Regions from separate parts of the Homo sapiens genome. Here region 2 is linked to region 1. A link is a loop called in an ENCODE intact Hi-C map of the cell type or tissue named here. Cell type or tissue: GM12878. All regions are shown on one strand. Region 1 overlaps ABRAXAS2 (abraxas 2, BRISC complex subunit). Region 2 overlaps LHPP (phospholysine phosphohistidine inorganic pyrophosphate phosphatase).

Evidence for each region. A loop is a pair of places that touch in the nucleus more often than their neighbours do. Peaks named below come from ENCODE experiments on the same cell type or tissue, not always from the same donor. Only the 100,000 strongest peaks of a DNase experiment are listed, where the experiment ranks them.
Region 2: a loop joins it to region 1, with 12 times the contacts of the local background. A loop is called at or near these places in 86 of 110 quality-filtered maps.

Annotation. Positions count from the first base shown.
Region 1 is chr10:124,825,641-124,829,640 of GRCh38, forward strand. ABRAXAS2 (abraxas 2, BRISC complex subunit) reads left to right here. Exons shown (of 9, transcript NM_032182.4): 5 at 955-1,145; 6 at 3,116-3,235; 7 at 3,753-3,837. Among named protein-coding and RNA genes, the nearest start is that of ABRAXAS2, 26 kb to the left of the region's middle. In GM12878, a CTCF peak has its summit at 2,070 (motif pointing left); no DNase peak of the experiment used is centred here.
Region 2 is chr10:124,537,849-124,541,848 of GRCh38, forward strand. All of the region lies in intron 6 of LHPP (phospholysine phosphohistidine inorganic pyrophosphate phosphatase), which reads left to right. Among named protein-coding and RNA genes, the nearest start is that of LHPP, 78 kb to the left of the region's middle. RefSeq lists an enhancer at 1,989-2,489. In GM12878, a CTCF peak has its summit at 2,473 (motif pointing right); a DNase peak (open chromatin) is centred at 2,149.

The DNA of each region.
Region 1 (4,000 bases):
TTTTAATATGACACTATTAGATTTAAACTACCTTTGCTTCTTAAAACAAGATTTTAACTCAGAGTTGGTTTCAAAGAAGGAAGCTGTATGAAGATTGATCTTCTAATAAAGAATTAAATGTTTTGAAAACAGATGTTTTTAAATTTCAGTATGCAAAAGAAAAATTCAGAAACTTACTTAAATTCAGATTCCTGGCTCTATCTTGAGAGGTTCTGATTCTGCAGATTTGGGTGGGGTCCAGGAATCTGCACTTTAGGGATGGGGTCCAGGAATCTGCACTTTAGCAGTCTTTCAGATATCTCTGAAGTCATCTGTCTTCCTGATGACCAACAAATCACATTATGAGAAGTATTCTTCCAGAGTGCATAACAGTTTCATTAGCCAGTTTAGTTATGCTATAGTTAGAGCTGAAAAAGCTAAACTTTTAAAATAGATTTGTTGAGGTAAAATTGACATATAACACATATCTCAAATGTATGCTCTTAGAAGTTTGATGTATGTGTAAACTTGTGAAACCATCACCATATTAAGATAACGAGCATCTCCTTCACCTACAAAAGCTTCCTCGTGCCTTTCCAGTCCTGCCTTCTCCCCTCATTCCTGTTAACCACTGATCTTCTTTATGTCACTAGATTAGTTTTCATTTTCTAGAATTTTGTACAAATAGAATCCTATAACCTATACTTCTTTTAGTGAGGAGGTGTCTAGCTTCTTTCACTCAGGATAGTTATTTTAGGACTCATTCATGTTCCTTTTTATCACTAAGTAGGATTCCAGCATATGCCTGAAGCACAGTCTGTTTATCCATGCTCCTGCTCATGGACGCTTGGGTTGTTCCAGGGTGGGGCTTTTGCACATAAAGCTACTATGAACATTTGTGCATGTGTGTTTGTATGGATACATTCAGAATTAAATTTGTAAGATTTCATGCAACTTTTCACACTTTTCTTTCAGAAAGTCATTGGGTGGTACAGATTCCGGCGCAATACGCAGCAGCAGATGTCCTACAGAGAGCAGGTTCTTCACAAGCAGCTCACCCGCATCCTCGGCGTGCCCGACCTCGTCTTTCTTCTCTTCAGCTTCATCTCCACTGCCAACAATTCCACTCACGCTTTAGAATATGTGCTCTTCAGACCAAATAGAAGGTAAAGCTTGCTTTTCCATCTGCCTCACATATAAGAAGGACGTTGGGACCAGGCGTGGTGGCTTACGCCTGTAATCCCAGCACTTTGGAAGGCTGAGGCGGATGGATCATGAGGTCAAGAGATTGAGACCATCCTGGCCAACATGGTGAAATTCAAAAATTAGCTGGGTGTGGTGGCACGTGGCTGTATTCCCAGCTACTCGGGAGGCTGAGGCAGAAGAATCGCTTGAACCTGGAGGCAGAGGTTGCAGTGAGCCAAGATTGTGCCACTGCACTCCTGCCTGGCAACAGAGCAAGAATCCATCTCAAAAAAAAAAAAAAAGGATGTTGGTACAAGTCACTGAGATTCGTGACTTCAAAAATGTGCATTATAGTGCATTTTTTTTTTTTTTTGAGACAGAGTCCAGCTCTGTCACTCAGGTTGGAGTGCAGTGGTGCAATCTCGGCTCACTGCAACCTCTGCTTCCCAGGTTCAAGCGATTCTCTTGCCTCAGCCTCTCGAGTAGCTGGGATTACAGGCACACACCACCATGCTGGCTAATTTTTTTGTATTTTTAGTAGAGACGGGGTTTTGCCCATTTTGGCCAGGCTGGTTTTGAACTCCTGACCTCAGGTGATCCACCTGCCTCGGCCTCCCAAAACTTTATGCATCTTTAAATAAAAACTTGTATTATTCCCTTTAGCTCTTTTTGTGGTTACGGAAGGTATTTTTCTTGTCAGTTATTTACATAAAATTGTTTTTGGATCAAGAAGCATTAACAAGACATGTTTATTATGCATAAATTCTTATAAGGAATAAATAGCTGGAAATCATCATTTGCTTCTCCATAATCCACTATGTGGAAATGTAGTTTTATTGCTGTGGAAGTCTGATTATAATTTTGAAACATAAATTTCAAATACAAAATTGTGAAATTGAACCACCTGCTGGTTAACGAGGGTTTTGCATCGTGAACTTGTTAAACCAAAAAAAAAAAAAAACCACCCCTATGATTATATGATCATGTTGTCTGTTTGTAAACAGCAAAATGGTTTCCCTCTGGAAGTTTATTTGTTGTAGAATAAATTAAATTGACATCAGTGAAAATAATTGTTAATTGTTAAAAAGGTTTTTATAAGATTTCATTATGTAATCTGTGGGTATCTCTTGAGCACTTACAGGCTCAGCATTGTGTCAGTCACTGTGAGTATACAAAAGATGTGTAAGGCATGACCTGTGCTCTCAAGGAGTTGATAAGCAAGGTTTTACTTTACAGAAGGGAAAACATCACTAATTCATGTATCCTTGGGTTGTCTGTAGAAGGAGGTGCTCCGTGAGACCTTCCTGTTGGTTTACCAACGTCAGCAACTAAGACTCCTACCACCAAGCCCCATTCTTGCTTTAGTTAATTACTTTTATTTATTTTAATTTTATTATTACTATTATTTTGGAGACAGGGTCTTACCCTGTGACCAGGCTGGAGTACAGTGGCACTATCATATTTCACTGCCACCTTGAACTCCTGATCCTGTCACCTCAGCCTCTTAAGTAGCTGGGACTATAGGCACATGCCACCACGCATGCCCTTTTTAAAAAATTATTTATTTATTTATTTATTTAGAGATACAGTCTTGCTGTTGCCCAGGCTGGAGTGCAGTGGCACAATCTTGGCTCATTGCAACCTCCGCCTCCTGGGTTCAAGTGATTCTCCTGCCTCAGCCTCCCGAGTAGCTGAGACTACAGGTGTGCACCACCATGCCCGGCTAATTTTTTTTTTATTTTTAGTAGAGACAGGGTTTCACCATGTTGGCCAGGCTGGCGTTGGTCTCGAACTCCTGACCTCAGGTGATCTGCCTGCCTCGGCCTCCCAAAGTGCTGAGATTAGAGGTGTGAGCCACCACACCCAGCCCTTTTTTTTTTTAGACTGTCAGTCTCACTTGAATATGATAGAATGGTACATTTAACATGATCTCTCTGAATTTTTCCCATAGGTATAATCAGAGGATATCACTCGCTATTCCCAATCTAGGAAATACTAGCCAGCAAGAGTACAAAGTGTCTTCAGTGCCAAATACTTCTCAGAGTTATGCCAAAGTGATTAAAGAACATGGGTAAGTTGAAAGGTAAAGTGCTAGTTTTTTCTTTTGTCAGCAATATTTCTTTTGTTAATAACATTTAAAAGGTGTATGGAAAAATGTAAAACCAAGTTTGATATGATTAAAATTGAAGAATACAGTAAGGTAATTGTCTAGATACCACCAGCATGTATCAAAATTTTGTTCTTGTTGAAAAGATAGTTTACTTTTATGAATTTTTTAAATCATTTGCCACAATATTTTTTGTAATTGATACAAAAGTTTTGGATAGAGTATTATTTCTGAGGTTCTAAAAGCTAAACATAGTCACTGAAAAATACATAGCTTTTTATTATTTTTTAAATGATCTTGGTAACATGGGTTTTTTAAATTTCTCTTCTGTAATTCTTGTGGTATGGGCATTATTCCTTAAACACTGTCACCTCGGAGTCACAGCATTTAAACAATAAAGTGGAAGAGGCAGGAAAAATGCCTTTCCATTTCACCGCAGTTATGATAACCTTGAGGCATCTTTTTTCTGTTTGTCTTCCAGTACTGACTTTTTTGACAAGGATGGAGTGATGAAAGACATCAGGGCGATTTATCAGGTTTATAATGCACTTCAGGAGAAAGTTCAGGTAACTGATTTATTTATTAGTTTTCATCTTATTTGTCTTGCCCAAAAGCTTTTAATTCTACTTTAATTTTGAATTGTCTTCCAACTGACAAATAGAGTTAGGATCCGAAAGTCAGAATCTGCTTTCCCAGAACAGAGTCAAGCTGTGGAATAATGATTCATGC
Region 2 (4,000 bases), 290 kb before region 1:
ATGAATGTGTGTGGGTCTGTGCCCCTTTCATGTGCTGCCACAGGGCCCACGAGTGTGCTGAAAGGGAAGGACACGGCCAAGGGGCCATGGTGGACAGGAGACCTTCTTGGGGGTTCGGTGGTGTCCTTGACCCCACTCTGACTGAGCACTGCCCCAAGGCACTGCCATTCCAGGCCCCCTTCCCTGAGCCTCCCACCCCAGGCCCACCCACCTGCTGGGTCCTCCCACCTGCGGGGCCCGCCATGCGGGGTCACCATGCGAGTCTCACCATGCAGGGTCACCACACGAGTCTCACCATGCAGGGTCACCACGCGAGTCTCACCATGCAGGGTCACCATGCGGGGTCACCATGTGGGGTCACCATGCGGGGCTCACCATGTGGGGCTTCAGGAGCTTGCTGAGCACCCTCCCCACCCACGGTCACTCTCCCTGGGGTCTGTAAGCCTCCCTGGGCCTGAGCAGCTCCCAGCCTTGCTGCTGCCTTTCCACTTCCTGGCAGTGAGGTCTCCTGGGTGCCTTCTCTCAGCCCTTTGGGATGTTTTTTGTGAGGAAGGGAGGCTTTGATGCTGTGGAGCATCTGTAGTGCCCACTCCAGTGGCTTCACAGGAGCAGCAGGCTGTTTGTTCTGAGCTGTTCCACCTTGTGCCTGCCAGAGGGGAGATAGTGGACAGGCCTCCCTCCCCCCAAGTGGTGGGGTGGACCCCCTGCCCGCTGTGGCCCCATACCTGGGGGCCACACACCACTGCCCTGGGCCGTGCAGCTGCTATGAAGAGTGTGCTGCTGAGACCCTGGAAGAGACGGAGGATGAAATTGTGTTGCCAGATAGTCCATTTGTTGTTCTGAGACTCGCATGCCTGGGAGAATCCTGGGAATTAACTAGCTCCTTCTCTCCCATCCCATTTTACAGAAAAGTGAGACCCAAGGTGGTTTCTGACTTGCCCAGAGGTCATAACTGCTTGGACAGTCATGGTCCTCAGAGCCCACGTTTGCTGACCAGTGCAGGCTCTCACAGCCACTCAGCTCCTGCAGCCGTGGCGTGGCAGAGGAGGGAAGCACTTCCTGGGATTTATGCTGCCTCCCTGACATTTCAAGGCCCTTCATTTCTCTAAATATTGGAGGAGTTGAATTATTTTTAGTTGAGCCTCAAGGGATCAGAGAATAAGCTTGCAGCAACGTTGGCAGATGGGCTTCTTCTAGCAGAGAGTGGTTATTCGGGGCCTCTTATTGAGAGAATCGGGTGATTTGAGGAAATCTGGGGTGTCCTGAGGCATACCAGAGGACCCCCAAGTTTTTCCTGTGGCTCGTCTGCCATCAGGAAACCAAAATGACTCCCCTCGTCCTGAGCTCTCCAGGGTGTGGACCTGGAATGCTTAAGGGGAGGCAATGGCATATCTTTAAGATGAGCACAGCTCCGGAGCCACTCGAGCACCCAAGGCCACGTCCTGCTCAGGGCACTTCGGGCCTCAGTTTCCTTATCTTTAAAATGGACAGAGTTGGCCGGGTGAGGTGGCCCTGCCTGTAATCCCAGCACTTTGGGAGGCCAAGGCTGGCAGATTGCTTGAGCCCAGGAGTTTGAAGCCAGCCTGGGCAACATGGCGAAACCCCATCTCTACTACAAGTACAAAAATTTGGCCGGGCATGGTGGCTCATGCTTGTAATCCCAGCACTTTGGGAGGCCAAGGAGAGCGGATCACTTGAGGCCAGAAGCTCGAGACCGCCTCTACTAAAAATACAAAAATTAGCCAGGCGTGGTGGCTCACGCCTGTAATCTCAGCTACTCGGGTGGCTGAGGCAGGAGAATCACTTGAACCTGGGAAGTAGAGGTTGCAGTGAGCTGAGATCGTGCCACTGCACTCTAGCCTGGGCGACAGAGCAAAACCCTGTCTCAAAAAAAAAAAAAAAAATTAGTCAGGCATGGTGGCACACACCTGTAGTCCCAGCTACTCAGGAGGCTGAGGTGGGAGGATTGTTTGAGCCCAGAAGGTTGAGGCTGCATTGAGCTGAGATTGCACCACTGCACTCCAGCCTGGGCGACAGAGCGAGACCCTGTCTCAAAAAAATAAAATAGACATAATAAGAGTACCTACCACCTACGGCTGGGGAGACCAGAATGAGATATCCTGCCAAAAGCACTCACCGCACTTCCTGGCACACAGCAAGGGTTCAGCAGTTACCCGCTTCTGCTCATTTTCTTGGTGTTCTCATCAGTATGATTATTTAGGGAAACTTGGGTCCCCAGATAACCGTGGGGAGGGGAGGGTTTACCTGCAGGTGCCCTGGCCCAGCCGTTCATGCAGCGCCGTGCTGTTTCTGTGTCTGTGCGCTTCGGTGGAGATGCTGTGGGTGGGTGGGCAGGTGTGCCTTGTGCTGTGGCCTCCCGAGACAAGGAGGGCTCCCACCTAAGCAGGGTCCTGCAGCCCAGGCACATAGCCCTGCCCTGGCCCTCCAGGTCCACACGGCTGTGGGTTCCCACCAGGGGGCGGCAGGGACTTGCGGCCGGGGACCCAGCCTGGTTTCTCCCGCTTTGCTTCGTGGCCAGGCTAGGGCCAGGGGGGCTGCGCAGGATGGGGCCTTTTCACCACTGCCTGGAGCCGCTCGCCCACCAACCCCACTGACGGCTCTCAGTTTCCCTTTCCCCGAGCGCCCTTCACCCTGAGGCACAGCACAGCCTCGTGCTCCTGGCCCCACTGGCCTGCTCCCTTAAGCTGAGTTTTGCCTTTGCAGTTTGAGTGACATTTTTGCTGGGGATCCGGGGCTGCTCGGGGTGGCCTCGCACACCCCTGCACTTTGGCTGCCTGGAACGTGGCTTGGGGTTCACGGTGCTCCATGGTTTGACTCACAGGCAGGGTTCCAGCAGCAGCAGAGAGAAAGAGCATCTTCTCCAGCCGGCCCTACAGAGGCCCCGGGACCCCAAAGGCTGCACTGAGGTGGCCACCAAAACCAGGGGGCAGAGTCCTCCTAAGTTCTGGCCCTAGATCTAGGCTCCAGATCTCCCGGGAGTTGGATCCAGAGGAACCTGGGCTCACTTCTTTAGCAGGTTCTGGACACACGATGCCTTTAGGGGCTCAAGAAAATGTTTAATTTATTTTAAAATTAGAAGGAAAATATCTCTGGAACATTTAGGGCCAAAGAAAATGTTTTAATGTTTTTTCTCACTTTAGAAATAATAATTCAAAAATCCATTAAATTATTTAACAGCTTTTTTAATGGAGGAAGGGGCCCCCCAAATCACAAAGTGGCCCTGGGCCCTGGGATGGCCGGAGGAGAGCCTGCCATACCCACGCAGTGTGCCTGAGTCCTGGAGTGCGATGTATTCTGAGCCACCCAGAATGGTGAGTCACCAAGAGGCAGCTTGGAGGTGGGCCGCTGCCCCTGCACACTGTGCTTGGGGGACACAGCCGACACGACCAGCCTGCAGTACCAGGATAGACAATTTGGGCTGGAGCCAAACTTGATCAGAGGGAGGCTGACTTTATCGAGGGCTGCTTTGTGGCGGGCGTTCATTGTGGAAAGAGCCCAGGAAGGAGCTCTCTGCCTTGCAAGAACATTGCCTGTGGCTCAAAATGGCCACATGGGATGCAGTTCCTGAGGTGGCAGAAGAGCCAGCCTCTGCTAGCCCCAGACCTAACGGAGTTGCGGCTCATGGCCACCCTGAGGAATTCCACCTGGGCGTTTGGTGTCCCTAGCATATCTCGAATGGCAGGCTGAGGCTCGAAAGTCTCATGCCTGTCTGCAGGACCCCCGCGTGAGCCTGGGACCACCCGTGGGGACAGTGTGTGTCTAGGCAAATGCCTTGGGCACTCGAGGGGGCACTGAGGCCCTGGAGGGCTTCTGTGGGTGGGAGTTCCCATGACGTCATCCCTCAGTACAAGCTACGAGGGCTTCTTAGAACACGCTGGACACTGGGGAGGGCTCTAATGGTATTTGCACAAATTTGCAATGTTGGAGACCAGAGTGGAGTGGGCTGGGCGGGCCAGGCCCCGGCCCAGATGGGGTGACC